Regions from separate parts of the Homo sapiens genome. Here region 1 is linked to region 2. A link is a loop called in an ENCODE intact Hi-C map of the cell type or tissue named here. Cell type or tissue: Calu3. All regions are shown on one strand. Each heading gives the region's core, and the rest is flanking DNA. Links, peaks and the distances in the headings are about the cores only. Region 1 overlaps LOC101929174 (a long non-coding RNA gene). Region 2 holds the start of GRM5-AS1 (GRM5 antisense RNA 1).

Region 1 (15,860 bases), core at 3,175-11,174, 90 kb before region 2:
TATGAGTGAGAACATGTGGAGTTTGATTTTCTGTTCCTGTGTTAGTTTGCTGAGAATGATGGCTTCCAGCTTCCTCTATGTCCCTGCAAAGGACATGAACTCATTCTTTTTTATGGCTGCATAGTATTCTATGGTGTATATGTGCCAATTTTTTTTATCCAATCTATTATTGATGGGCATTTGGGTTGGTTCCAAGTCTTTCCTATTGTAAATAGTACTGCAATAAACATACCTGTGCATGTGTCTTTATAATAGAATGATTTATAATCCTTTGGTTATATACCCAGTAATGGGATTGCTGGGTCAAATGGTATCTAGATCTTTGAGGAATCATCACAATGTCTTCCACAATGGTTAAACTAATTTACACTCCCATCACCAGTATAAAAGCGTTCCTATTTCTCCACATCCTTGCCAGCATCTGTTGTTTCCTGACTTTTTAATAATCATCATTCTAATTGACATGAGATGGCATCTCATTGTGGTTTTCATTTGCATTTTTCTAATGACTAGTGATGATGAGCTTTTTTTCATATGTTTGTTGGCCGCATGGTTGTCTTCTTTTGAGAAGTGTCTGTTCATAGCAGAAGCATTTCTTCTGGGAACAAAAGTACCATCCAAGGATTATTTAAACACCAGAGGATTTTGAATAAGCAAAAATGTCCTTTGAGCTGACTTTTGGGATTGGAGCTGGTGAGAACTGCATTACTCAGCATGGCATGAAAAGCACTTGGAATTGCTAGGAGCAATCCTGGAAGTCCACTTTAAAAAAGATCATAGGGAAGAGAAAGAGAGAAGCCACTGAGATGAAGAAAGAGCCCATGACACCAGTGTGCCTGGGTGGACAAAAGACAAGCTGTGGATTGTTTCAAATAGAGGATTGGTTCACACAGGGATTCGGTTCTTTGCTCTCTACACTGATGTTACAGTTACAAGCACCATACCTGCATGATATTGTTGATATTTTTTAAGATCAAGGAAAAAACCTGAAAGTCCATATATGAGTGAAAGTGGTGTAAGTCAGGGGCAACATTCAAGGAAGATAAAATAATTCATAAATAGAACTGATTTATGGGAGCAGGAGCTCAGAACTAGAAGTAACAATAGAAACCCAGATCCTCCAGAGATTCATAGAACTCTTAGAAAAAGCTTCGACTATGGCCTGGGGGTTCTGAGTAGCCTTAGCTTAATTGGAAGCCTTACCCCAATTGACACATGAGTTTCATATAAAATATAGCACTAGACAAAATCTGAGCACCTCTATTTTGATTATAGAAAATTGGTTCTGAAGCTTTTTTTTTTCTTTTCTGGAATTTTCTTCTTTCTTTACTAAGAAAAAAGTTCCACCCTGCTACTGCTGCCCCTACAGAGTCGATCATGGTATTTGCTGGGTTCCCACTGTATTTTCTAGAGATTTACATTTTAGCACCTGTATAAGTTTTGGACAATTTAGAAATTTTCTGCTCCTTTAGATTCTGAGCTACTTGAGGTTGGGGAACATGTCTTATTTTTGTTTATCCTGAACCCTTTGTTTCTATCAAATATCCAGTAAATGTTACTGAATAAATGAATGAATTAATGATTAAATGTATGTATGCATGAATCAATGAATGAAGATGAGTATCTATGCTCCTAGAAGTTATAACCTAAATACAGGGAATTTTAAGTAACAGAGTACAAGTCTGGGCGTAAATCAAAACTAAAGATTTTCAAATATCAAAAAGAATTTTGTTTGACTTCCTTCTTAGAGACGGTTTTGGTTTGCTTGTTTTAAACATCTTTCATCTCCATCCCTTGTTTTCTGGAATTTCTATAAGCTATCACCATCCTCCCCACCACCACCCTGCTAAAAAAGGCCCTTTTCTGAGAAACAGAAGAAGAAATAAATGAAATTGGTTTGCATGCCTTAGTGAATTCTTATGATGAAAGGGTAACCTGGAAACAATTCCCATTACACTTAGCAAAACCATTTTTCAGTCTATACAGCCCACTATCTAATTACAGTATTGGAATACTGTTAAGAATGGAGCAAAGTTCAAAGAATCAGTTATATCCCCAATCAAAGCGACCGGCCACACTTTCAGTAGCTGGTGAGAGTGAAGAGGAAGTCACTAAACCAGAAGATCTAATCAGTCTGTTTATCATGTGACAAGAAGATCTTAAGTATTCCTATTGCTGTTCTTATGGAGACTTCATGTCACCCAAATGGAGGCAAGGGACCTCTTTAAAGAGATCAAACAAGGTTGGTAACAGAAGTCCACATGTGAACCTGAACCCTGGGGAGGGATTATTGAGAGAAAACTAGAAGCGTCAATTTGCCCTGTTCCCCAGCTTCTTCGGAGACCTATGTTGAGAGCTGGCCAGCACGAGTCAACTATTGTTGCCTGGCAGTCATCCAAAATGCAGTCTATTACTGGAGAAAAAGCAGTGCATGTGGGAAGGAACTCAGCCCTCTTTTGTGGGCCTTGTATTGTTACTGCACAGCAGAGGATCCAGATAGAGGAAACTAGCTTTAGTGGCATTTTTTTAAAAAGGATAATACTTGATTTGAACAAATAGAACTGTGTAGCCTCCATAAAATTCTGTTTATTTTGTACAATTTGTTTCCAGGTATCTTTGGTACAGTTTAATCCTGGTGAGGGGTATGATGCCATGTAAGCAGAATAAAAGGTTGACATTAAGAAATCATTTTAGGTCTAGAAATAAATGTGGGCTGGAGGAAGGAAAGGATGTGGTCTGGTGGCAAGGAGAAAAAAGGGTGTGCCAGGTGAGAGGCACATGAAATGTGAAATCCTATAAGCCAGTCTGTTTCTGGGGTTGGAAGGCAGGGCTATTGTGTAAAGAGCAAGGCTAGAAAAACCACTGTGAGGCTGAAGAGTAATTATATCCTGGGGAGGAGATGCTTCAGCCTCTCAAGTCAGATCCACGGACATTTGCTTCGTTGTTTGTTTTGATAAGTAGGGGCTACTGTTCACATCTGAGAGGAACGGCATGACTAATGTGATGCTCCTGATAAGTTCTCAACCTTGGTTATATATTGGAATCACTTTAAAATTACTAATGCCTTGGCATTTTACGAAGGTCTCTAGGTGATTTTAATATGCCACATGCTAGAAGGAGCACCCTCACTTTACTTGGGCAAGTTCAATCTTACAATATACCTGATAGTACTTCTTGATTTCTTTGACTTTAATGACCATCTGCAATGTGGTTACCTGCTGATACAATTGCCTCCTAAACTAGTGGTTTTCAAGTGTCAAGGTGCATAGGCATTTCCAGTATATCTTGTAAAAGACAGAAAAAAAAAACACAGATTTGATTCAGTAGATCTGGGGTAGGGCTTGAGAATCAACGTTCTAACAAAAATCCCCTCTTCTGTTCCTCAGAACACACTGTGAGTAGTAAGCTCTTGAATTACAACTCCTCACAGCCTTGTTCCCACTTCCATTTGGTGTAGCCCTCAAGAGTGCAGGCTTTGGGTTTAGAACACTCTGGCCTCTACCCTCTACTAGCTGAATGAGTCTGGGCCAGTTGATTAACTTTAATTACCTAGTTTCTTTGCCTATAAAATGAGGATAAATGAAGGTTTTGTGAGTATATAAAAGATTAACTTAAAGTGGACTAACAGTGCAGGGCCTTGCACATGGTTAGTCCCTAGCTTTCTCTAACCCCTGAGATGCTTTGTCTTGTCACAGCTCCTTTAATTATTTTTTGGTCTCCTACTTTATAACTTCTGTAGAATCTTATAGAAATTCTCAACTGACCTCTAGTTCTTGGAATCCTCCCAACTTCCCCAAACTGTTGCTTCTTTTCTGGCCTCTATTCCCTTTCCACTCAGCCTGTGTTCTCTGGTCAATCATGTAGACCATGGCTTCTATCCGTTCATTCATTAAACAAACATTTACTGAGCACGCCATATGTGCTAGGCATTGTGATGAGCTCTAGGAGTATATTCAATGCATTCAGTGGTGGGCTGGTAAATGTTTCATGATGGTGTAAAAATGTATGTTTATGCACACATACATAAATGTATACTTTTTAATATAAAACATTAATGTAAAGAATGTATAGTGTACAATTTACTCTTTATTTTAAATGTAATATAGCCATTTTGTTTCCACAGAAATTTTTTATTTTATTTTTTGCTAAACTATTGTATTTTTAGCCAAGCTATGGTTGTATCTGATGAATGAATATAGTTCATATAAGAATATTACTTGATTCTTTTGTATTAATAAGATTAAAGTAAAATTAGGTGGTAAGTTGTAACTTCCTTTGTTTGTCAATATCATGAGCTGCTTCTTTGCTGAATCATAGGTTTTAGATACCGGAAGAATAATATTTCTTTAAATTTTTGTGTAATGGCTATAGACATGACCTGCTTTAAGCTTAATCTGTGCTGTTAACATTTTTACTATCATTTTCTCAAGTCTAAACAATCAAATAAACAATACATCAAGATGTCAACTAGGCCGGGCGCGATGGCTCACGCCTGTAATCCCAGCACTTTGGGAGGCCGAGGTGGGCGGATCACAAGGTCAGGAGATCAAGACCATCCTGGCTAACATGGTGAAACTCCGTTTCTACTAAAAGTACAAAAAATTATCCGGGCGTGGTGGCGGGCGCCTGTAGTCCCAGCTACTCGGGAGGCTGAGGCAGGAGAATGGCGTGAACCAGGGACGCGGAGTTTGCAGTGAGCCCAGATCGCGCCACTGCACTCCAGCCTGGGAGACAGAGCCAGACTCCACCTGGAAAAAAAAAAAAGATGTCAACTAGTGTTGCTGATTTATTTGGTATCAATACATCCACTATTGTCAATTTCAAGCTACCAGCATAATGTATTGTAATGGCAAAAACTGCAATTACTTTTGCACCAACCGAATAATGGCACTGAACAGGAAGTTGAAAAGATGTGCGGTAGTCCCTCAATAGATAGTATTTCCACCATAAGGATTGAATCGGGGAAAATAACTTCAAGAGAATAAATCGTAGTAAACACTATGACAATAAACAGGAAATGAATTAGAGCATTTATTATGTTTTGAGAATATAATTTGTTTTTTAAAATAATAGCTATGTTTAACAAACAGATGGAAAAATTCCTGAAAATTTAATAATAAGCACTTCTTAGCAAGGACAAGCCAGCTGCAACACATCAGGTTTGTGCAGTAGACATAGTCACTGACATCATGAAGCTTATACTCTAGAAATGGAGGCAGAGAAATAAATGAGCATGAATCTTATAAGAAGGGCCCCTCAGCCAAATTTGATGCTATAATTGTGATAGGCAGAATGTTGGCTCCCCATGGACTTCACTCTCTGGTGTTTATATCCATGAATAGGTTATATTAAATGGCAAAAAGATTTTGTAGATGTAATGTTACAAAGCAATTGACCTTAAAATGGTGAGAGTATCTTTGATTATCCAGATGGGCCTAATGTAATCACATGAATCCTTAAAACAGAAGGCAGAAGCAGAAATCAGAGTCAAAGCACAAGGATTACCAAGGCACCATTGTTGGCTTGAAGAGAAAGAGGACCATGCAGCAAGGAAATAGGGACCACAGTCCCACAACCATGAGGCACTGAATTCTGCCAATACCCAGTGAGTGTGGAAGAAGACCATACGTCCCAGATGAGAGCTGCAGCCCTGGATACTACCTGGATTTTAGCCTAATGAGACCCTGAAAAGATAAACCAACCACACTGTGCCAGATTTCTAACCTATAGAAATAGTGAGATAAATTTGTGCTTTTTAAAAGTGCTACATTTTTACAGCACAGTAATTTGTTACACAGCAATAGAAAACTAATAACAACTAGTAAAAAAAAAAATTATCAAAATAACAGTAATCCAGGAATAGCAGGGAAAAGAATGTTTCAGCACTTTCAGGGATTTAGTGGTGTTGAATATGCCTGAGTGGCATGTACAAGAGAAAGAAAAATGAGAAATCAAGATGGAAAAAAAGTGTTCCTTCCTGAAGAACCTTTTAAGCTAGGAGAATATTCTGAATGTTTTCCCAAGAGCAAAGGGAACCAATACATCATTTGTCATGATCAATTTGTGTTTATGGAAGATAGATGAAAAGGGTGTTGAATGGCAGGAGGCAGATCATTTAGGAGGCTTTTTCAGATCAAACAAGCATGGTGAGGATGGAGAAAAGTGGATTGCGGTGCCTTACCCTGTATACTCACTATTGTCTACTGTTTGTTCTTTCTCTCGTTTGCTTTTTAGTTGTGCTCAACAATCACTGTTTTAGCACTCTGTGCCAGGCACCATGCCAGGCAGTGTGAATACCCCTTCAGGCTCCCAGACCTTGGTAGGGATCATGTTGCTGCCCTTTTTCCCCCAGAAGCTGTGTAAAGTAATGTAAATACATAGTTTATGAATTCAAAAAACTAGTTCTGCCACTTATAAAGTGAACAACCTAGGGCAGGTCACTTAACCTCTCTGAGTTTCACTTTCCTGATTTGCAAATAATTGCTATAGCTACTTCAGAAAGCTATTGTGGCTAGGCGTGGTGGCTTATGCCTGTAATCCCAGCAGTTTGGGATGCTAAGGCAGGAGAATTACTTAAACCCAGAAGCTCAAGACCAGCCTCGGCAACACAGTAATACCCTGTCTCTATTAAAAATAAAATAAAAGAAAATAGAAGGCTATTGTGAGCATCAACTACAGAGTACATAAAAACTTTAAAAGTCATAAATGCTTTCCAAATGGTGGGCTGTCTTCTCTTCATCTCTTTACCTTGCATGTGTTCCAGCTTATCTCATGTTCTTTCTTTCTCCCATGTCTCTTTCATTGTTGTTAATAAATTAGTTCAATGAATAATTATTTAGAGTCTATTATATACTATTCACTCAGCTGGATGTTTTTATGTATTTGTTTACACATTCTCTCACGCACATATCTACACACACACATACACGCACACACACTTCTTGTTCTTCAAAGAGCTTACTCTGAACACTTAAGGCTATAACAACACTCATATTTTTAAGTAAAATATAAAAGTAGTTACAAAATATATAAGATTTTGCATACCTACATTTGTGTTTATATAGGTGTGTTGTGTGAAAGAGAAGATAGAGAAAAGTGTGACTATATACATAGAAACAAACATTGGAAAATATACCTCAAAATGTTAGTACATTTCTCTCTGAATAATTTCCTTTGTCTTTTTTCATATTTTTCTGTATTTTTCAAATTGCCTGCTATAAATACACTTTATGAATAGAAAAATAACTGAAAACATTTTAATAAAAATATGAAATAGCAAATACTATAAAGGAATTACATGTAGGACATTATGGGTCTATGTAAAAAAATTTTTTTTTCAGAATTAAATGATGCCAGAGTAGAGATGAACAGAAATTTTGCAGGAAAGAACCTACAGAATGCCATTCTAGGAGGAGGACCCAGGAGAAGTAGAGGCTCAGCATGGAGTGGACAAGAAACACTATCATGTGTATATAGTTCCTGTCACCTGAAGCGCAGCTTGGGGTAGAGCAGGAGACAACTCCCGAGGAAATCGGGAATATCATGCTAGGCATCTTAAATTCTGTCCTACAGATGCTAAGACATTTAATCAGGGGATTCACTAACAGTCATACTTGCATTTTTGGTAGATTACAGTGGTAGTAGTGTGACATATGGGGAAAGAAGAGGTTAGAGGCAGGTGAGAAGCACGGAGACTCCTCAGGAAACCAGTTTCAGGTAAAAAAAAAAAAATAGATGATGAAGGCCTGAACTAAGACAATATATTGGGAATGGAGAAAAATATTTTACAGATGATTAGGAAATATTTAAGGCTTAATTCCTATGCTGCTTAGGTCATACTGTGTGGCTAAATTAGTAACACCAAAACTCACATAAAAGAATACTTGTATGCGTACATATCGTGCCTGCGTAATTTTCCCACTGGAAGAAGAGTCTCAAAGGGGATGGGAAGGCCAAGAACTGACAATGAAGATTTCACAATCTGTCTTTGGACTAACTTCTGCAAGCCCAGACGAGGCATTTGGGATGAGAAATTGCTGCCCTCTGTCTCAGAACCAGGCTGTGGAGAGACGAGAAAGAGCAATGAGTTGGGGACAGGATTCCAGAGAAAGACCTGCAGGACTTGATGGCAGATAAGAACAGATGAGCAAATGTGGAGTCATGTGATGGTCACAGAACAGGCTGTGCAGAAACACAATTTTGGAAGAAAGAGAGGGAGTGCTTTTGAGTCATTTTTAGTTTCTGCGGCAGCAGGATTTCCAACTGGTATAAAGATAGTCAGGAATGAACAGAAACAGTGAAGGGCCTGAGTGTGTCATGAGAACAGGATATCAGGACTGGTTTGCTGTCAGCCGGAAACAACTTGGCTGTCCCTGCTGAGGAGGGACCCAGGGCATAGGGGGGAGTGAATTTTGCAACTCTTTCCAGCCCATGTTTCACCATATTCAATATCTGCCTTATGTTTGGGCTAAGTGAGCAAATGTTTTTGTGGTATAATTTTGAGGCTTCCCTTAAACTTCTCTTCTTGGTCATATAAATAAGAAGAATCTAAAATTCTCCAAGTCAAGAGCAAATCTTCTCCTTCGTTACAGTGAGTGTAGGGATTCAAATTCAAACTGAGCCATATGTGATTGATCTCAGCCTTCCTGCTAGCAAGATTTGATAGACATGAAGGAGATGGGATGTCGGTACGGGTAAGAGAATCCTAATACAAGATGGAGAGGGAAAACAGAAAGGAAGTGTTCTGGAGACAGTAAGGCTTTGCAGTAAGTGCAAAGAGCCTGCGTCCAGAAGTCTGAGGCACCTCTGACACTTGCCTCCTGGGGTGATGCCCAGATAGGATCATAGCATCATTTATTTGAAGAGCTCTCTGAATTATGTTGCTTGGAGAAGTCAAATCTGGACTAGTCTAAGGGGCTAGACTACCTTAAAAATAAGATTCTTTCCATTTTCATAGTCAGACTCTATGGACAAGGAGGACTTAAAACAACAAATATTTGAAGCTTTTGCAGAAAATTAGAGGAACCCTACAAAAGTGAGTTTTCCATAATGAGATAACAGAGGATTTAAGCTGAACTAGCATAGAAGACCCTAGGTTAAAGTCACAAGAATGTACTATTTTTCAGTGAGGCCTGTTCTAAGTTTCAAAGGGCCATTCCTGCACTAGTTCATTACTAAAATATATTTGGCATTTGGGAGGGTGTGTTTTTACTCAAAGGACAGTTATTTATTAGGTGAAAAGCCCCAAAGCACAGGAAATATGAGATAGCAGTAGGTAGTAGGGATAGGGGGCCAGGGCTGCTCTTGACCCCAAAGTCTTCAGAATGAGTGCTAGGAAGTAGCCTGTCATGGGCCTCCAGGAACCTGAAAACTGGAGGAACCACTTTTCTGAGAAGTCTTACTCAGCAGACATACCACCCACAGTTTCCTCTTCGCAGCTTCTCCAACTAAGACAAGAACAGCTGTCTTAATTCTTCCTCTCTCCCCCCATCAGTGAGGCTCAGAAAAGCCAGTAATTTGGCTTTATTCTTCAGAGGGCAGCTCTCTCCCAGTGGTAAACACTCTAATACTCTCCAGGGGACTTTTTTTTTTTTCTTTTTGTTTATTGACTTTCTAAAAAATATTTCTTACCTTTAACAGATTTTTTTAGAGTAGAACAGTTGACGATGAGACAGAATGAGGTTTTCTTTATCATTTTAATGCTGGTTAAGCCTATTGGGATATGCAATAAACATTTATGTTATTGTTGTTGCTGTTGTTGTTAATAATTTGTTTGGGTTACACTTCTATCAGCTAGTTTTTTTGTTTGTAGTGGCTGAAATTGTCCTGGGTTAGGGGATGTGGGTGGAGTAGAAAAGTCAAAAAGGTGGGATAGGATTTCTGTATTAATTACTAGGTAAAATTGTGTGTGTGTGTGTGTGTGTGTGTGTGTGTCTGTGTGTAAGACCTTGACTTAGGAAAGGTAAGTATCTTTCTAATTGTAAAAAACAGAGCAGATAATTTGATGAACAATTTTAAAATTGACTTTTTCCTTTTTTTTTTTTTTTAACAGACTAGACCAAGCAGTAAAAACTGAATTTTAATTATCTACTGGAAATTCCTCCAGAATAAAGGGTCTGGTTCAGTTTCTATATTGACTCTATGGGTTCCAGTCTGTGAAATGCCAAGGGTTGGACTGACTAGAAGTCTCCAGATTACCTCTCTCTTCTTTCCACCCCTACTGCTTCTTGCCTACCATATGCCATAGTGCCGGCCGGCAAAATGTACCTGTTTAATTCTCTAGGTTAGAAAAAATTCCCTAGATTTTTCTCCTTGTCTTTCTATGTCCAAATGCTACCTACTTTTTAAAACAAAGACAACAGGCCAGGCATGGTGGCTCACGCCTGTAATCCTAACACTTTGGGAGGCCAAGTCGGATGGATAACTTGAAGCCATGAGTTTAAGACCAGCATGGCCAACATGGTGAAACCCGTCTCTACTAAAAATACAAAAATTAGCTGCGCGTGGTGGTGCACTCCTGTAATCCCAACTACTTGGGAGGCTGAGGCAGGAGAATCACTTGAACCCGGGAGGCGGAAGTTGCAGTGAGCCGATATCGCACCACTGGACTGCAGCCTGGACAACAGAGTGAGGCTGTCTCAAACAATAAATAAATAAATAAATAAATAAAATAAATTAAAACAAAACAAAACACAGACAACATACCTCCTTCATCATGAAGCCTCCTTTAATTCTTACAAACAAACAAAACCTTCCTAAACTTTCAAAGGGCGTTTAAGAATACATACTAGTGTTTCATTAATCTTTAAGGAGAATTTAGTGCATGCTAGGTTCTGGGTTAAGCATTTTACATTTATTAACATATGTAGGTAGATACAACTTTTACTTCAATTTTGCATTTGAGCAGAAAGGTGCAAAGATGATAAAGTGACTTGCTCAAGGACATGGGTAAATGGCTGAGCCACTTATTTGCTGTATTAATAGAGATGATGTCCTTCATCCTTTACTGATGTTTTTACCATGTCTTATCCATACCTCGTTAAGTCTTTACATTTTACCCATTTATCAGCTAATTTATCTCAAGAACATTCTAGTGATGTGGCTATTACCATTTTCTTCATTTTATCAATTTTTTCCTCTGTTTTCAGGCTATAACAAAATATAATAAACTGGGTACCTTAGAAGCAACGGAAATTGATTTCTCATCGTTCTAGAAGCTAGGAAGTTCACGATCAAGGTAGCAGCAGAGTTGGTGCCTGGTAAGGACCCATTTCCTGGTTCATAGATGATGCCTTTTAGTGGTGACCTCAGATGATGGAAGAAGTGAAAGAGCTCAATTGGGCCTCTTTTATAAGGGAAAAAATCCCATTCCCTAGGGCTCTACCCTTATGACTTAATCACCTCCAAAATGTCCCACCTCCCAACACCATTACATTGGCGACTAAGTTTCAACCTGTGAATTTGGAGAGGACACAAATATTCAGACCATAGCAATCAATGAGTACAGCTTTACCCGTTCATGGGAAATATGTTGCAGAGCAAAAATTGGGCCAGGTAATTTGACTAAGGATTGCATCCTTCCCATGCTTCTGAGCAGCCTTGCCTAGCCTCAGTCAGGGTCAGCATGACCATGCTTTTGTAGGCCAGACCTTCTCCTTTACCACAGCCACCTGAAGGTCTAAATTGTGGAGATGGGCAGGGCATGGCCCACACTGGCCCAGGCTTAATTGAAAAGCCTGAAAGAGAGTGTGGGCAGTTCCTTCTGAAGTTATACTACTTCCAACAGAATTGGGGGTATCACTTTATTACTGGCCCATCATAGTTGGTCATAGAATATTAGGAACCAGGTCAATATAGAGATTATCCAATGGCTTTCACTGGCCCACGTCTTGGTATTGGTTCACAGAATGGTTCCTCCTCTTCTCTGAGAATGGAAAAAAGGTTCAGTCCCATTTGGCCAATATACACTGTCTTAGCTTGGGGTGTTATAATAAGATGCTACCAACTATATTGTTTAAACAATAAAAATTTATTTTTCACAGCTCTGGAGGCTGGAAATCCAACAACAGAGTGCCAGCATGATCAGGTTCTGGAGAGGACCCTCTTCCTGTTTGCAGACTGCTGACTTCTTATTGTATATTCCAATGGTAGAAAGAGAGCAAGAGAACTCTCTGGAGTCTTTTTTTTATAAGGGTGCTAACCCCATTTAAGGAGGTTTCCCCTCATAATCTAATTATCTCTCAAAAGCCATACCTTTCAACACCATTGCATTGAAGGTTAGGATTTCAACATGTGAATTTGTAGTGGGGTGACGGGGAGAGGGACACACAAATATTTAGTCCATAATGCATACTAACAAAAACTGGGGTAAAAGGTCACTGAAGTGAATCCTTGCAGTATTAAAGGACACGTTATACTTCATTTATCCTTTTGGTCCATAAATATTGAGCACACACTATGAGCTAAATTCTAGGTGCATGTTAGAGCATTGGTGGTACCACAATAAAATAGCCTTTTTCCCTATCCTCAGGGATTTTACAATTTTGTGAAAGAGTTATGCAGATAGGCAGTTAACCTGCAGGTGGTGATTGCTCACAAAGAGAAAAGCAGGGGGCTGTAAAATTAGAGAAGCTAAGCTCACTTACCCTGTATGGAGTTGGATACAGAATGTTTGCTAGAGGAAGTGGTGCCAAGTAGATTTAGATAAAGAAGAAGGTGGTGATGAGAGGACGGAAGTGATCGAAGGAATGAAAGGTAGTAGAAAGGAAATAGCACGCGAGAAGCTGTAGGAGAAAGGAGAAAGCGCACTTCCTGGCAAAAGGGATAGCACACACATAGGTTAGAGGTAAAAGGGCACAGCAAGGCTGCAGAGGCCTTGGGAGCTCAGCATGATTCGAATGCAGTTGTACAGGAGGACTGGCACACACTCTGCTTCTTGGAGGTTACAGCAACTGCTACTCTCTGAGGGTTGTGTTACTTATCTATCTACTCATCTAACAACATGTCATAACACACTGAGGGAATTCCTCCAGACCTTTGAACAAAAATGTTCTAACTTGATTCAAAATAATTTATACTCAACATTCTTAGTATCTTGCTTCAAAAATAAATGGACGAAGAATAGTATTCTGGCTACAGTTCCGTGTAACAAATTGCCCAACTGTAGTGGCTTAAAATGACAATTATTTTATTATGTTCACATAAGTGTAGGTCAGGGGCTCATAAAGGGCTAAGGGAGGAAGCTTTGCACACATCTATGGTGTGAGGCTACCTCCTAGACAAGACAAGTAATGGACCACTTGGCTTGTTTAGTGACTGTGTGGTAAACAGGGGCATGTGAGAGTTTGCTTAAAGGCAGACTTCCTCCTCTGGTCAGTTTGGTCCAGCCCATTCAATTGTGCCTTGCCTGGCCTTCCAGTTTCTGAATTCCTACTTAACATCTGAGATGGCTTGACCCTCATTCTGCACGAGAGTTTATAAATGAACTTTTGTGACTGCACCAGACTTCTAATGTCACAATGGCTCCGCCTGCATACCCTTCTACTCTATGTGGTTTCATTCTTCTTCCCTTCCTGCTCAGAATTAAGTCTGAATTGAAGCTCCAATAGTCTCATAGATATTCTCATAGATATAGATATTCTCATAGGTATTCTTATATATCTTGGTTCATTCCTGAGGGTTCTTGAACCTCTCAGTTATTTTTTCTTCTTTCACCCCTGCATAATTTGAGAAAGCTTATCAAAGCTGGGAATAGGAACCATGTCTCACTGGTTTCTTTTAAAATTTCTATTTAAAAATATTTACTTATTTTTTTGAACAGGTAATATATTCACATAGATAAAAATCCTAAGATGAAAATATAAATAAATAGGTTCCCTTCCTCCATACCATGTGCATCATAAATCCCCCCAATTTGTCTAGTACAGGTTCTCAAAACATTTACTGAATTTTTATAGTCAAGTTCCTCAATACGTACACCTAGTACATTGGTTGGATTTACTATAAAGCTGATGAATCTTAAGCCTCAGGGCTCATCACCTTCTGGGGCTCCTTCCAGGTCCTCTTCCAGAATCATCATCAACTTGCTTCTATGCCTTTGTAAAATATACAATTGTAATACATTTAAACCACATCATTTCCGTCTGTTGCCCCTTTCCACTGCAACCCCTTGGCATACTCTGCCTCCTATAAAGGGGCATTAGAGTAGCCTGTGGCAACTTTAGGATATAGAAAAGGGGAAATTGAAATGGGAGTACATTTTATTTGGGTTTAGTGAGAGTTTATGTGCTTTGCAGTCTTTTTGTAAATAGCTAAGTAATTGTTAAGTATGGCAATGTCAGTTCTATTCCTAACTGCTCGCCATGAAGTTTACTTAGTATCATAATGTGAACCTGCAGGGCCAGAGTTATTCTGCTATATATAAAAGTGCCCTATAGCATCTACAATTGGGAGTACGTAATGGAAAAGAAGATAGTAGCTATTAATACGAATATTGTTATTTTTCTGAATTTTGTGATGTTTGTGGTATCCATCAGCACTTTTATATTTGTAAATTTTTCCCATTTCTTTTCTTCATTTTCTAAACACTTTTCATACAATTTATTTGTTACTTTGCATTCCTTTTTTCTTAGTGCGGTGTCCAAAATTGTAAGAATCCTTTATCCCACAAAAAATTGATCCTGTCTTTTACAGAATTGCCCAGCAGATGTCTTTTTCATTTCCTTTGCTTGTGGTTTGCCCATCTGTCAGCTGTGAATGACCCAAACAACGTGACACGCTATTTCTAACTCAACAGTCCTGGAACTTTCTTGACCTTTGACAAAGCCATCAGATCACCATCACCATCATTATTGTTTATAGAAACATGAAAATTCAACCATAAAAAGTCATCTTGGGCTGAGCATGGTGGCTCTAACATGTAATCCCAGCACTTTGGGAGCCTAAGGTGAGAAGATCACTTCAGGCCAGGCATTGAAGTTCAGCCTGGGTAACATAGCCAGATCTCATCTCTACAAAACATAAAAAACCAGTTAGCTGGACCTGGTGTACATCCCTGTAGTCCTGGCTACTCCAGCAACTGAGGTGGGAGGATCATTTGAGCCTCAGCCTCTGGACCAGCTAGGACTACTCCCCAGTAGTGTGAGTGGTGTGAGCTCTGATCACACCACTGCACTCTAGCCTGGGCAGCAAAGCATAACCCCTTCTCCAACCAAAAAAAAAAAAAAAAAAAAAAAAAAAAGAATAAAAATAAAAAAGAAAGAAAGAAAGAAAAAAATCATCTTGGCTATGTCAATGCCAAAGTTCATGAGTTGAGAGATGAAGAAGACCAAAAAGAAAATCTTAAAGACATGATAAATTGGGGCAGGAGGGAGGAGATGGCTTCTTTGCTGCATTTTCTCCAAAAAACATTTCTGATTTTATTTCCAATTTGCTTAGCAGGTATGCTCACTCTTTCACTAACCTTGAGAGACATTGTCAGATGTGCATAAGGGAAGAACATGAAGGACGACGGATAAACTGTACACAGACACAGCACATGGAGTCTGAGTCATTTGTTTTCTCTGACAGATCTTTACCATGCTGGATTGGAAGAGAAAAGACCATCACTAAAGCAAATGGATCAAATGGAGTTATAAATCAACTCTGTACTCTACAGGATTGACTCAACTGCAGACATCTCCAATACACTCCCTCATGGCTTTATTTTTTCTGCTTATGTGGAAAAATAACAGTAAATACAGTTAACTATCCCAAGACAGAAGAGTATTATTAAAAAAGAATACAACGTTATTGATTTTTCAAGACATAATCAGATATTTTTAAACTCTGATTTAATAAAACATAATGTAATTTCTTTTGTG
Region 2 (15,860 bases), core at 3,967-11,966:
GGAAACTTAATTTCATTTGGTTCAAAACGTTTTGAACAAAAATGAAAGAACATAAATTGTAAAAGAAATCCCTCAGCTTGACCCGTGAAAGTAAAGTAAATGTGCTGACAGAGGTCTAAGAAATCAAAAAATGGGAAGAGAACAAATAATAAAATTGAGCAAGACTTCCAATGGTTCAGTAAAATGGCTCCTGAAGACAATGTTATAACTCTATCAATCTGTGTTTACTTCTCTAAAGGCCTAAGGAGATCATCATGGAAATGGCAATGAATTTTGAAAACTAAAAGAAAAAGTGTGTATAAATTATAACTTTTATATCATAGCATTTCCAAAATTCTTTTCATGAAACTCTACTCTGAGGAGACAGCTTCATTAGCAAAGTTAATGGATATTAGAATACTATAAATTGGGCCGGGCACGGTGGCTCACGCCTGTAATCCCAGCACTTTGGGAGGCCGAGGCGGGCGGATCACAAGGTCAGTAGATCGAGACCATCCTGCGAATGGTGAAACCCCGTCTCTACTAAAAATACAAAAAATTAGCCGGCGATGTGGTGGGCGCCTATAGTCCCAGCTTCTTGGGAGGCTGAGGAGGGAGAATGGTGTGAACCCGGGAGGCGGAGCTTGCAGTGAGCCGAGATCGCGCCACTGCACGCCACTGCACTCCAGCCTGGGCTACAAAGCGAGACTCCGTCTCAAAAAAAAAAAAAAAGAATACTATAAATTGGTAACTTCCGAAGTGAAGATAGCCATTTAATTTGGAATTACTACATTTTTCAAACTTTTAAGACTCTAAGAACTTTTATGAATCACCTATTACTATTCAGCAGTTCAGAAAAGCCACAATTTATTATGTGGTTTTCACGGACATAGAATTTGTATAATTTAAAATATAACATCTATCTCATCATAGAAATCTGATAGTATGAAAATTTTTATTTTTAATGTCAATGAATAAAAATACAAGCTATACATAAATAAGCCAAAGTGTCTGATATGTATATCACATAGGTATCCTGTATATAGATCATACCTCAAAGAGACTTATGTCCTGGCAAAAATAAATGTCTTTGTCCTGGTGTAACAGTAATTTAAAACATTTATTCTAGTGGAGGTTAAGTGTTCCTGGAAACTTTTGGTTCAGGATTCTAAGAGTGGCTGGAGAAGATGAGTTTAAACATTCTCTTCATAGAACTTATTTACTAACATAATAACCTAAAAGTAATAAACAGAGTGAGATGTAATAACTGATTCTGAGTTTTAAAATACTGTGAGAGAAAATGTAAATACCAAGCTTTTGCTTAAGGAGATAACTTCATTAATATAATTCTGCCTATCTATGTGCTTACCTACCTTTCTGCCTAGCTATCATACAAAGTAAATATTTGCAAATTGTTTATGTTCTAAAACTGATCATTCATGTACAGCATAACCAAAAACTTGGCCAGCATTCAGCAGCAATTATAACAGAGGAAAAGCATTCTCTCTGTGGTGTTCAATATCAATTTACTAAGTTGTCCTTGATAGACAGTTCCAAGGTTGCATATGAGTTCAAACCTCAATAGGTTTCCTCCAGGATATATGCTTTAAGTTGGACAGGAACTTGTTAAGCTCCACAAATAACATTGATATAACAAATTTAAGCTTCCTGCTGAATATTAACTGTATACTAAATACTACATTGACACTAATAATAGCTACTATTGAGCATTTATCAGGAATGTTGAAATGATAGAAACTTCACAGATTATTGTAACTCACTTCTGCATTTAAAGCAAGAGGAACAAGTTGTAGAGAAATCAGAGTGATTTATCCAAAGTCAGTTGGTGACAGGTAAGAGATCCTGGCTTTTAATTCAATGCTATTTCTATTGCATCCGCTGGTTTTAAATGGCCTTCCATAATTTGATGGAGTCTGATAAGGCTCTTTGGATTTTTAGAAGGTAATTTCCTGTACCTGGTTTGTATATGTCACTTCATCCTCAATTTTATGTGAACATATTACCATTCATATCACGTTAGAATAAAAGATACTGAAGGGAAGAGTCTGACAAAACAGATAAAATGGCTTTCTTTGTTAAGATCAAACACATTCTGTATAATATATGTATCTACATATGTATATATATCATTATGCATTTAATACAATGTCAGAAGCATAAATCAAATATATTTTTAAATATACCTTGTTTTTCTCTTCCATACATCAAGCATCTACCTTATATTCTGCTGTTAGTTTTTCACTAATTTGTGTCCAGGGAATGTATATTTGCTCAAGAATCAGTCAAAGTAAAACTTTTTTTTTTTCTGGAAAAATTATGTAATATGCACATACATCTACACACAAACACACATATACACAGAGACACATGCAGATGGACTCAAAAGTCAAATGTCTATATAAATATGTATGTTTGTAAACACACATCTATACACACACAAATAATCTATTTTATCTGTGTGATGTTACCTCTATCAACACATATAATTATGAAACTATTTCTATAATTTGTATGTCTAGATGCATAAACAATGCATATTTCCTATATATTTTTTTAAGTACTTCTTTATGTAACAGTTGTTTGTAGATGTGTTTGGGGACAACATCTCTGGTTGGTTTGTGGTTGGTTTATATTTTCATTTAAATCTATACAGTCCACTGCTTACTTTGTAAACCCCATAATTCAAATGTATAGATCATCCAGTATTCAAGATTAATTAGTATCATGGCTCTTTTCATCTCAGAAAACACTATTAAGACAACATTCTAAACATTTGAGGGGAATAATCTTAAAATCATATTATAGGTTTTTTAATTTTTTTGAAAAGTAACTGGCTTCACAAACACCAAGTACAACATGATTTAGACAACTGAGAAACAGGCAAGTATATTTTGAAGTGCTAAAATAAAACATATTTATACAAGTACAAAGCAAAACAATGCTGATAAAAATGTTAAACTTTATGAAAAAAAATCATTTGCAGTTCACATCAAAATAATTTAACATTCTCTATTATTTTAATAGTACAAGCTGCCACAACAGAGAAAGAACAGATACACGCACACAATTTTAAAACCAAATCAGTTATAAGTGCAGAAAAAAGTAAGTACAAGCACTTTTAGCCCACACAAATCTTTTAGGATTGGCACCATCTTTCTAAAACATCTATAATCTATATAGATTTCTAATTACAACACCATCAGCAGCTGCCATTGATTTCTAGAAATACACACAATATACATAGTATATTTGTTCACATTGGGAAGATCAGTGAAATTCAACCAACTATTTTATACATGCCTCATTCTTCAATAGACAGTAGAGACTCTCCCAGGCCTCAGACCCTCTTCAAAGTGAATTCTGACTTGTCTTTATGCTTTCACTGATCTGTATTTTTTCACAGTATAAAATTGTAAATGGTAACTATAGAGATTCTGACAGCTTGAGGGTTATTAATAAGCTGTTGCTAAATGTGAACTCACATAATACCTTTGAAGTCTCCAAAACATGTACATTTTACTGGGAGACTAGCATAGGAAATGCTTTTGTTTTTTGTTATTCTTAAAAAGAGCATTTAATTCCTGGCTTGGAAGTCACAGAACTGCAGCAGAGCTATTATACAATTCATTTACAGTCAGAAATAGCTCCTAGTCTTCCTGATCACTTGCTGGTAACAGCAGTAGTTTGGGAAAGATAGTTACTTTCAAGGATTAGCACGTTTGGGGATTTGCTTTTTTTCCTTGCTTCAGTCAAATCTCTTATAATTTTTCTTTCCATACTCCCTTTCTGTTCCCCATCCCTAGCCCAGAAAGACGGTTCTTCCCAATCCAGATATGTTCTTCTTAGGCTGCCCCCACTCCTTTCCCAAAATGGAAGGATGAGTGGACTGCTTAGATTAGTCAGTATAACTTGGTTAAACCACGTCTTCTTCTTTCCATCCTGGGACATATCTCTCATTTAGGGTCACTTTGCTGAGCCTTAGCATATCCCCTTCCTTTTAGTCATGCTGGTCCCGACTGAATTATCACTGGGCACCAGGAACAGATTGTTTTGAAGGAAATTCAATGAGAATGTACCCAAATGAATTGTGAAGTTCATATCCTATAGCCCTAGAATGAATATTCAGTTCTCTTTGTACTGTAGAGTTATTACTTGGAACCTGGTATTAGAATTGGCAAAGAGACAGAGTTAGCATCATTCCAAAATAAAAGATCTCAAGAATGCATTACTAATAATCTTATGTCCAACATACAATGTATTCAATGGAGTGGCAAAAGTTATAGAAATACAGAGAAAAATATATCTTGTCCTTTTCTAATTGGATAAATCATTTTTATTATTACAGTTGATTATGATAGCATGTGGAAGTATCAGATGGCAATTTACTTGCATTAAATTTAATTTCTGATGAAGTTTTTTATAAGGTAGTGTGCTTTTTAAGAGATATGTTACTAAAAAAATAGAAAATGAATTTGACCATGAACAAAGTTTAAACATGTTCTTCAACTGGTCTAGAGTGAAACGTATTGTACTTGAGAATAAAATGAAAATCAACATAAGGATTTTATAAAACAAATTTTAAAATGTAGAGCATATCAAGAAAGGTTTTTAATACCTAAGAAGTCAAGATAGGAATCCTCAGGTGAATGCCATCCTTTTGATGAGGATCCAAAGGGTATTAACACCTCAAAAGATTTCCATTTGTTTTTCAGATAGAGGCAGACATTTGCTTTTAATGAAACCATGAAACTTAGCTAGATTTCACTTACATTTTAAAAGCCTCGGTGTAATATTTGGGATCAGGGTGCTGTGATGATGTTATTTTCAAATCTAGCATGGGAGGTTCGATTTCTTTTAAATTAATACTTTAGTACATTAATGTTAGCTTTTAATGTTTTGTATTGGGAGGTTTGACTTAAAGTTGCAAGTAAGAACAAATAGCAGAAAAGAAAACTCAAGCAGAATATTTATTAGAATTTTTTAAAGTGAAGAATGATAAATTATGCCAATGGACTGACTTCTATTTCTCAGTTTATTTTCTGTTAAGTAGATGTGAAATAAAAAAAAATACTTACCAAAGTAAGGATATTGAGCTAAAAGAAAAAGTTTTATTTATTATTCTCTCTGCCAAAATATACTTCTGCCTCACAGCACATATTTTTCATAAGGCTATCTTAAGTATAAGGCTGGGTCAACTGAACTTTAAATTTATAGGACACCTCCTCCATTTATTACTATCCTTATTTAAAAATCAAAACATTTGGTACCTGAGGATAGCTGCAATGGGAGGAAGAAAGAGATGACAGTGGATTCAGGTCTTGAACTATGAATTCTACCTATTTGAGACTATCAAAGCACACTTGTTTCTGTTATACTCTAAATCTCTTTTCTGTAGTTTTAAAAAGTGACAGTATGAAGTGCACAAAATCATATTAATCATTATTTTAAAAAAGAAAATAAGAATTGCTTTGCCTCTTTTTGGAATGGCTAAGAAAGACTGTGTGGTTAATATTCATTAAGGTTCCTCTTTTTTAGTATTTTGTATTGCTTTGAAAAATCTACATTTGTCATAGTTCATAGCTGCCCTGTTTAAGCAGCCAAGAATAGTTAAAATCACTGCTCACTGGCATAGCTAAATCTCCACTAAGCTGACTTGACACAGTTAAAATTTTCAGTGTATTAAGATTGTGTTAATCCTTTCAACAACAGTCTCTCAAATCATGACAATGTCTTCATGGGGTCTATGGACCACTCTTCCAGTGGTGGGACTCGAAAAGAACAAAGGAGCTCTTTGTGCATCAGGTTCTCAAAATAAAGGAATGAAGAAGCCCCAATGCATATTTTAATATTTTAGTTGGCAATGCAAACGCAACAGCATTCCTAAAGAGTGGCCATGTTTCTTGAAAGAGATAGCCAGGCTGGAGCTCAAGAATGATTTTTATAAAGAGAATTTCCAGCTACAATGCACCCCAGTGAGGGAATTACAAAACAGTATTCCAGAAAATATTTTTTTTGCTACTCCAGTATTGATTGGCAACATGGTGAAATAGTCAAGAAATCTTCCACTGGTTTTCTTGGTTAATGGAGGTGAATCTGAAATAAGTAGGTGGAATCCCCGATGCAGGCTTTTGGAAGAGTATTTCACAACCCAATTGGAGAGGAAAATCTCTGGTAGAAGCCCTACGTAGTACATTAGCGCAGCACTCACTATCCAGTAGTGTGTTATGCATGGGACACATTCACAACGCCTCCGTAAATACTGGACCCAAGTTACTGCTTTTCAAGGTCTTTACAGGAAAGAAAAAACAAAAAGAAAGAAAAAAGAAAGAAAAAAGTTGATGTTTTGGTCCCAGATTTTGAGTTTGTTAGAAAATGTACATTCATGTTTGGTGAATCAAAGACTCTTCTGGGAAAAGAATTAAAGTAAACAAATAAAACTTTTTACAGTTGCTTATTAACTATGCTCTTCACCCTCCGTTACGCTGTTTCACACGCACTGCTTCCCTAGAGCAAAGCACTTGGTATGGAACTGTTTGAAGAGACGCCTTGTCAGCCCTCAAAGATATCAGCCGTGTTTCTTAAAAGCCCATGTTTTCTAAGGCCACTAGAAGAAAATCTGCCAAAAGATTTGTCGTCGGTTTCTTCGTCGGTTGTCATGAGATAGCACTACTGATCTCGTGTTTCCATTAAGGGGTGCCCTTGGCATCTTCCCCCTGGGCCGTAACCAGGCGACTATGCTTGCCATTGTGTGTGTGTGAACACGGGGGGCTCCGCTCCGCACGCGCAGGCCGGCGTGCTTTCCAGGGACATTCACAACGACGAGGAGCTCTGAGTGTAATCTCTTATGATAAGAGTGTCATATTTGGGAGACGACGGGATACAGAGGGCCGACTCGGACACTGGCGAGTTGGGGGTTGTGCTCCCCGAGTCCACCGAGTCTCTGAAGGGGGACGGCGGGGTGAGAGCCACCAGCTCCTCCAGGTCTGGCTTGGCGGCCGCAGCCTCGGGACCGGCCGCGGGGCTCTCCCGGGCCGCGTCCCCAGCCGCCTGCGCCCCTGCCGCGGGCTGCGCGCCTCCCGTGACTTCGATGGCCGGCAGAGGCTGGATTTCGGCAAAGGTCGTCATGGTCGTGGGCAACTGGATCTCTTTGGGGATCAGGTAGGACGAGCAGAGCGGGGCGCCGACGCCGGGGCTGGGGGCCGCGGTGGACAGCATCATGGAGTTGAGCTCGCTGATGTTGGCCGTGAAGCGGGTGACCACACTGCTGATCTGCTCCATGAGGGAGCCCTGCGAGGAGCTGCTGCGCGCCACAGGCTCCGAGTGCAGCGACGGCACATCGTCGTCCGTGCGGCTGGCCGAGCCCGCGCGGTGGCTCAGCGTGCTGATGGGCGACGGTGAGCGCGGCCGCGCGGGCGCCGGGAAGTGCTCCTCAGCCTCGGCCACATCATACAGCGCCTTGGGGCCGGCGTCTGGGGACTCGGGCCCGCCTGGGCCGGCGCCTGCGCAGCCCGCACCGCCCGTGGCCCCCACGCCCCCAGCGCTCCCGCCTGCGCCAGCGCCAGCGCCCAGGCCACGGCTCTCCGTGCTCTTGGGGAAGGGCTTGATGACGGCCGTTTGGTTGGGGTTTTCTTTCTTGTTGATGTGGATGGACAGGCGCTGCCACAGGTGCTGCCCCCGGCTGCTCTTCTCATTCTGGGCCCACGTGACGGATTTTCCATTGGAACTGAGGAGAGAAGGGAGAGGAAAGGTGACTCAGCGAGGTGCCCAGGGGGCTTGGATGCCGCTTCCCCAATGGTGGTTGCTCATGGGCCCCGGACTGGGGAGGACTTTTCTCATTCTTTCAGGAAACACAGCATCAAAAGGACATCATGGAAAGAGACCTTGGAAGTGGCTTTCCTTTGCTTGTTTTGAGTTAAAGACTGCTTTCTATATCAGGGCTTCAGTTTATCATAATCGTGAAAATGTGTCAAAGGGGATGCTTGTCAGGATGAAGGAGTGTTTATTAGGATTCTGCGGGAGTTCTGAGCCCACCTGTGAGTGCAGCAGCACACAGATGCAAGGGCTTGCAGTGTCCCGGCTGTGTGCACAAGTGCCTGGTACAGGACAGGGGCTTCCTAGAGTTAGTGGCCTCTGAAGGAAAACATTACCACTAGGACCCAAACTCACCAACAATCATCAGAGAGGAGGGAAGGGGTAAGAGAGTCAGGGATTACCAGGAGGTAGTCAGTGGTTCCAGTTCCGCCTTTATTCTGGAAGTTGGTATATATATAACTAGGGTTTTCTGTCTGAACCCCTGATTTTGAACATAGTGTTACTTAGGCTGCCTTACCTGCTGGAAAATAAAAATTTAATGAACACACATTTCTAATGAGAGCTTCTTTACTTCACAGAAATTCACCTCACAAATGTATTTTGAGTTCTGTACTTGAATAACAGTTCAATGAGTGAGAGTGCTGTATAATGCCTTCGGCACTTAGCAGAGTGATCTCAAATTAGGATCCTGGTGAATATTGAGGGACTGACAAGTTTTTTGAAGGCCTTTCTCTCTCTTTCTCCTTTGCACTTCCACCATGGGGTCTGAAAGCCACTCTCAAGATGTGATTGGTGCCTCAGCCTCAGCGCCCTAGTACCTCTCCTTACCACTAAAAGCTGACACAATAGCTTCTGAAGCTGCAGACGTTCTTTCAGAAACTTTACAAAGGTCAGAGAATGTGGCCTGACACTCAAGATTTTTTTTTTATTTTTTGTTTTTTAGACGGAGTTTTGCTCTTGTTGCCCAGGCTGAAGTGCAGTGGCGCCATCTCAGCTCACTGCACCCTCGGCCTCTGGGATTCAAGCGAATCTCCTGCCTCAGCTTCCTGAGAAGCTGGGATTGTAGGCATGCGCCACCACGCCCAGCTAATTTTGTATTTTTAGTAGATACGGGGTTTCACCATGTTGGTAAGACTGTTCTAGAACTGCTGACCTCAAGTGATCAACCTGCCTCAGCCTCCTAAAGTGTTGGGATTACAGGCGTGAGCCACTGCGTCTGGCCAGGAATGTTATATGAAGAGATTCTGGTGTAGTTTCCCATCACAAAGTAATCCAAGATCTCTGTTACTAGGGGGTCTGTTATTTTCAGTCAAGACAGCTCTGTTCTAGGGGCTGTGACCAACAGATAGCCTTGAGCAGCCTGACTACAAAAGAAGTTGAAGACTACAGTTTTATCATCACAGCCTATGGTTATTAAACTAAATTCTGTGTAAGACTCATCTAGGGCATTTGTCAAAGATATAAGATGTGACCCCAGGAGAGTCTGATTGTCTGGATTGGCTTCCAAGGATCTATGCTTTTGACAAGCATTCTGTTCTTCTGCTCCCAAAGTAAATCTGAAGCACTTTGTTTCTCAGATTCTTTCACAATCTGAGAAACTCTGGCAGAAAGCCATCCTTTTCTTCTAAATCCCCATCACTCCCCTTGGGCCCCCTTGCTGGAGGGCTGGCTTGCCTTTGAGGGGCTGGGGCGTGTACCTCATTTGGAATCCACCAGCCTTGAGGCTGCCTGACTGGCCCTGCAGGATCCACTCTGTCTGAGAAACCCACTCCCTTGGTAACAGACTGCCATTTCTGCATCCCCTTTAATGACATGCTTTTTGCCTCTTTCCACACTGCTTCCCATTTCTTTATCTGTTCCTTTCTACTTCATGGTCTTTCTTTCTCCGCTCTTTCCTGTGAAATTTCTTTCCATGTAATCTACCCAATATATTGTAGTCTCATGTCCTTCAGAATCCTGGAATATGAGCTTCTTCCACCCCACTCTGCCCTTCCTGGAAAGGATGAATGAACCATTTTCAGGTTTGGAGGTTGCTGTGCATCCATAGTAGCAGAGGGGGCACTGCCAAACAGTTGGTGTTCCTTTCTAGTAGTTTCAGGATTTATTTTTCAATTTTGCATTAGCCTGACTTACGTGTATTACAATTCTTTTTCCCAGGTGTCCACTAGCTTCTGGAACATGGCAGAGAAGAAATGGGCCAGTTTATTTACGAGATTTGATTGGGAGGATGGTTGCCAACTACACCCTTTCTCCTATCAGAAGGATAAGAAACAGGTGTTTCGAAAGGTACAAGTATTATTTCAGGTCACTAAGTCCCCTTTTAATACAAAGCATGGACTTGAAATCAGGAGACTAATTGGATTTATTCCACCAACTTTTACCTTAGGGACACTCTTGCTCCTAGTACAGAGAGGTTTTGCAAACACTAGCTTTTAAAAAGTTTCTCTCTCTCTCTCTCGAATGCCTTTAGTTGAACATGATGGAACATAACTTTGGATGTTAGCAGTAACAGTCTTTGGAATCACCTGTAGCCATGCCCCAAAACATGATAGCATGTTGCAAAACCTCTAGGTGAGTGTGTGATGAGGAAACCATCCTAATCAACCAATTCTGTACAAAGTATTGACATCTTTTTCCTGGCTGTGCCTTTGGTTACAGTGCCCATGGCCATAAGGGAGAAAGAGCACCAGACCATCTGAATAACGTGAAAGTGGACACAGGAAACACCAGACACCCAGAGAAATGGAGTCCAAATGTGAGTACTTCATTTCATTCTTTTGAACATGAAAGCTTTTTTTTCCCTGAAGTAAATGAGAACTCTTAAGAAAAAAAACAAAAGAAACTCCCTACTCACGACATTATTCTGTTTATTAGTAGAAAGTACATTCTATGAAGACACAGATCTTATCTATCTTTTTCAGTGACACTCAGCATGATCTTAATAAGCATTTGATGGATGAATAGGATTTTTAAGTTAACAGGGCCACTGTGGGGTGTCATGGAAGGTGCAATAGAATAGAGATCCTAAAATCCGGTTCTTATTCTGGATCTGCCATCCCAGATACTTGGAAAAGAATAATCTTTTTAAGCCTCGGTAAGAAGCAGACAGTGTCTCATTTGGTTAAGGTTGTTTTGAGATTACATGAGACAATGTAGGTGAAAAGAGCTGGTAAAGAGAAGGTGTCTAAGGATGTTCAGTTTTTATATTTTATGTGAATACAGCATTTCAGAAAATAAAAAGTATACTCAATGCCATTTTGAACCCTGGTTTAAGGAACAGAGAATTCAGTGCAAAGTAAAATATTTGGTAAGCCATAAAACCTTTCAGGTTCTTTCTCTTTTACCTGACCTGGAGTTCCATGATCCGTGGCCTCTTCACACCCTAAACTATCTCCTTGGGTGATCACCTCTACCCCATTAAATTCCAAATTAACCTTTTTCCTCAAATGCTTTCTCATTGTGCTACATCCTCTCTTCCTTTTTGCTTAACTGTATCCTCTTTTTTTCTTATTTTATTTTACCTTAATTGTCTTGTCTTAAAGAAAGCTTTCCTGACCCTGCTAGGCTAGATTCCTATGGCACCTGCATTCAGGCATATCATAACTCTTTGCTATATGTCTATCTCACCTGCTTGATGGGACATTATGAAGGCACAGATGGAGGGTTTGCTCTTTCCTATATGCCCAGTAGTACCCATGCATTGTTTAGAACATGGTAGTGCTCAGTAATATTTTTGGGCCAATGATTGAGTAGATAAAATGCAGTTTATTTTTAAAATTTATACTGAATTGTTTTCCTGTTAGAATTAAGTTTTTAAAATAATTCAGTGTTAATGAAACTCTATTTTGCCTTATGGATCTACTTTTACTTCTTATATACCTCCCTTTAATCAATAGTACTCAATGTCTACATATTTAAAAAATTTCATTAAATATGAAAATACAAAGCTTGATATCTGCCATGAAAATCACAAAATAATTCCTTCTTTATAACTCATATCTGTCTTAGTAAAATTGCTCAGTGGTGAAATCTCATCGAGGCAGTAGTGATAGTGGAAAGAAAGGACCCAGATTCTCAGTCCAGGATCTGACTCAGAATGATGTTGAGCAAATCACTTGCCACCTTTGAGCTTCTTTCTTTATTGGAAAAAAAGAAAAGAAAAGAAAAGAAATAAACCTCCCTTGCCCACCTTGCATGATGTCTGGGAAAAAACAAAAGGATAATACATATGAGGGTACTTTATAGAGCATAGCCCTTCTGCAAATGCAAGGGGTTATTCATTAACATTAAACCTTCTATTCAGTTGAGCTAAGATGTTGTATTTATTATTTAGGCTGAGATTTTTTTTTCAGCATCCATGTTATATGTTTGTCCTTGGGGGCTGAAGTAAGAAAAATGAAAGGGAACTTTTCTTTACCCATCTATGGCACGTCACCTTCCCTCACTGAATATTTTGGACATTAGAAAAGGAGAGGGAAAGAAGAATGAAGGAGAAAGGGACAAGATGAAATGATCTGCCACATCTGAGGAGGGGGCCAAAAGTAACGTCTTGCTCTCTTCCAGGCACCATTTAACCCTTTTGCAAAATATAATATGATGCCATCTAATGTTCTCTCTGTTATAATTATTTGCTCTTTATTTCTGAAAAACAAAAAGCAGCATATCAATAATGTTATTTGAGGATTAAGTTTTTTGTTTATTTGTTTCATTAGTTTTTGTTTACATTTTGGGTCTGCCAAAATGACACTTTCTATCTTTATTCTCAGAGGTTTATTTTTCCTGTTTTTCCCTTCCATATCAGAAACTTAGCAAATTTATTCATTTTCAAGCAGGGTCTGAATGTCATGTCAATGACCTCACCCAGTTTCTCTATTCCTCTGCTCAAACCTGCAGATATTAGAGTATTCTGCCATGGTACACCATCATTAGGAAGCAAACATTAATAGAGGAAAAAAAAGTTTGACCATCAAAAAAGTCAATGGAATTTATAATTCAATACAGGAATACAGTGTTAAGGTATTCACAAGTGTGACAAAAATGAGGATGGAAAGGAATGTACTGACATGAAAACTACTGTGGAAAAAAAAAGACTTTGGGTTTTTCTTATCAGGATTAGAAAAATTCAGAGAAAAAGTTGTTCACTGAGGAAAGAAGTTTCAAGGAAGGATTTGCAAATAAAGTGGATATTAACGAGGCCTTAAAGCTTGGGGATGTTAAAATAGCATGGATAAGCAAATCTCAATTAATACATGTATTGCATATATGGAAAGGAAACTAATTCTACATGTCTAATCCCAACTCCTCCAACAGCCCTAAGTGACGTGGATTTTCACCTCTCTCTTAAGTAGCAGTGGTTACATGTTTCCACAATAATTCCCCCAGAGAATCTTTCTTACCAGGCATTTAATCCCTAATAAATTCCTGGTGGGAGGAGAATCACTCGATCCTCTCTTAACTAGTCTTTGGTTTAACAGCAACAGGAAGCCTTTTCAGAAGCTACATGTTCATTCACGGTGGGTTATTAAAGTGCTTAATGGTACTAGTACAGTCGCTACTTCCCCTGAGTCCTCATAAGGAGCAAGCACCTTAACAAAGGAGAATATGACACGGGAGCATATGCCAAGCATTGGAATTGTGTTGAGTCATCACAGATATTTCCTTCTCAAATCAAACTATTTATTTTGATCCACAATTCTGTTACCTGGACTCAGCTTCAAAACTAAACTACTCTAACTGGTATTAGTTGGTAAAGTGATACAAAATTACAGCTAGGTACAAGGAATGAGCTCTGGTGTTCTGCAGCATTGTAGGGTGAATATAGTTAACTATAATTTGTTGTATAGTTTCAAGAAGCTAGAATAAAGGATTTTGAATGTTCACAACACAAAGAAATGATAAATGTTTGTGGTCATCGCTATGCTAATTACCCTGATTTTGTCATTACACTTGGTATACATGTAAGGAAGCATTCCGTATCCTATAAATGTGTACAATTATTAAGTGTCAACTAAAAATAAATTTAAAAAAATCTCACTAAACTACTCTTCATCCTGACATTTAAGTTCTAGGTCTTAGCTGAGATGTTTTAACAGCGATTAGCAAGAATTTTAGATTTTTGTACTTCTTTTTCAAAACAGGAAATGATTTTTACCAGCAATTACTATAAAGCTCAATTATAATTTAGTAAATAGAGAACAAAGCCAGACATAGCTGTTTTGTGTCTAGAAGCTGCTGCAGTCAGGAAGACTTTGTGGAGGAATTCAGCTTGATTTAAACCTTGAATAAAACATGGAATTGGGATTGGTGGCAAAGAAGAGGAGAATCCTGGAATGGTAATAGTTTCCATTTTAATAGAACTTTTCAGCTCACAAGGTGTTTTCACCTATGGCATCATATTTTACCTTCATAACAGCTGTCTAGGATAGGATTTATCAGATAGTTTTTTAATTACTTATTTACAAGTCTGTTCCTGCACTAAACCTAGAGCATTGCAAGGGCAGATGCTACATGTATCTCCTGTGCTTAATATGGTGTCTGGTGCAGAGTAGTGCAGAGGAGTGTTAGTGAAATAAAGTGAACTATATGATCTTGAATGTTTGATATTGACAGGTATTATTAACCTTCACTATAGATATGAGAAATGAGGCTTATGGAACTTAACTAAGTCGACCAAGTCAAAGTAAATGGCAGGACAGTGCCCCAAATCTGATGCTAAATCCAGAGTCATTCCCATTGTCTGTGTACTGAGTGCCAAGATACACACAGGAACCAAGGGGCTAACAAGACATACCCCTGTGGAGCATCCAAGATGGCAGTGCCCCAGGTTTTGCCCATAAAATAACCTGATAAATTCTAAAGCTCTGCATCAACATTGCTGAGATAAATCCTGAGGGACTGTAAGATAAAAGTTGTCCCAGGATGTTTAGAATGGTTGCTGGGAAAATAATTCCTGTTTAGGCAAAAGACTCCTTTCTGTCTTACAGCACCTCAGCTGAAGCTTGTGACTTAAATCTGATGTACGAAGGGGATGTTAGTTATGAGGCTTGAATCCTGGGTGCAGATTCACCACCAATATGTTTATTGTCAGTGAAGTCTCTTGGTTTAAGAAGGAAGTTTCTTGATTATCCTGGTTTTTTTTTTTAATTGGATAAAATGGGCATATGCCTTATATCTGTCAGTTCTAGTCCCATTTCCTGTGGAATTCTTGGGATGCTGAGCACTGTATCTTTGTACTATTAAAACAAATTTAAATCTACCATGGACACCATTATTTTGCTTAATGTCAATCTTGTTGCTTCCTCAAAGACAATAGAAATCTTTCCTTTCTCTGGACCCTTAAAAATTAATTGGGTAGGTTAATTAAGATATTTCCTTAATATTTCCAGATTAAGATATTTTGTTAATATTTCCAGATTAAGATATTTCCTTAATATTTCTAGATTAATTGTGTACCCAATTAATTGGTTACACAAACATACAGCTATTCCTGATTAATGTTTACTTTTTTCTTACAATTGTAATATATTGGCTTCTGTACACACACACACACACACACACACACACACACACGTTTCTGATCCCCTCATTTACATTCTTTTAATCTTTAAAAATATCTGTGCATATGTGTTGTCATATGCATGCTATTAAATTGACTACAAAACTGAGGATTAGAGAGGTTCAAAGAACTTGTGTGCATAAAAGTAGAAAATACTTAAGGTATAAACATCTTGGTAAAGCCAAGATTTTTGATAAGCTACTGATTCTTGGAGAATGGAAGACAGTGTGTGTAAAAGCTTAGTGTGCTTTGAAGGCATGTGAGACACAGTGGCAAAAAAAGTTTTAAAAAATGATTAATAATAAATAACATTTGTGTTGAAGAATCAGTTCAAACTAACTCATTAAACATGGGATTAGATAAAATGATTGATTTAAATTTTCAGAGCACTCAGCTTTGCTGAGTAACTTTCGTCTACATTTCAATATTACCATTATACATAATGGGAATATGCCAATAAGATTAGTTGGACACAATTCCCAAATTTTATCCA

The links. A loop is a pair of places that touch in the nucleus more often than their neighbours do. Peaks named below come from ENCODE experiments on the same cell type or tissue, not always from the same donor. Only the 100,000 strongest peaks of a DNase experiment are listed, where the experiment ranks them.
Region 1: it touches region 2 in a loop (2.2-fold over the local background); 1 of 110 quality-filtered maps calls a loop at or near these places.

The regions. Positions count from the first base shown.
Region 1 is chr11:88,412,340-88,428,199 of GRCh38, forward strand. LOC101929174 (a long non-coding RNA gene) reads left to right here. Exons shown (of 5, transcript NR_188511.1): 3 at 11,148-11,258; 4 at 12,042-12,275; 5 at 15,568-15,853. Among named protein-coding and RNA genes, the nearest start is that of CTSC, 83 kb to the left of the region's middle. RefSeq lists a cis regulatory region at 9,199-9,574. In Calu3, for the core only: no CTCF peak of the experiment used is centred there; a DNase peak (open chromatin) is centred at 6,282.
Region 2 is chr11:88,501,782-88,517,641 of GRCh38, forward strand. It overlaps GRM5 (glutamate metabotropic receptor 5), which reads right to left. Exons shown (of 10, transcript NM_001143831.3): 10 at 2,861-7,723. The coding sequence ends at 6,811. GRM5-AS1 (GRM5 antisense RNA 1) reads left to right here and starts at 2,795. Exons shown (of 6, transcript NR_049724.1): 1 at 2,795-7,158; 2 at 9,970-10,098; 3 at 10,283-10,383; 4 at 10,471-10,567. RefSeq lists a silencer at 7,472-7,581. In Calu3, for the core only: no CTCF peak of the experiment used is centred there; a DNase peak (open chromatin) is centred at 7,590.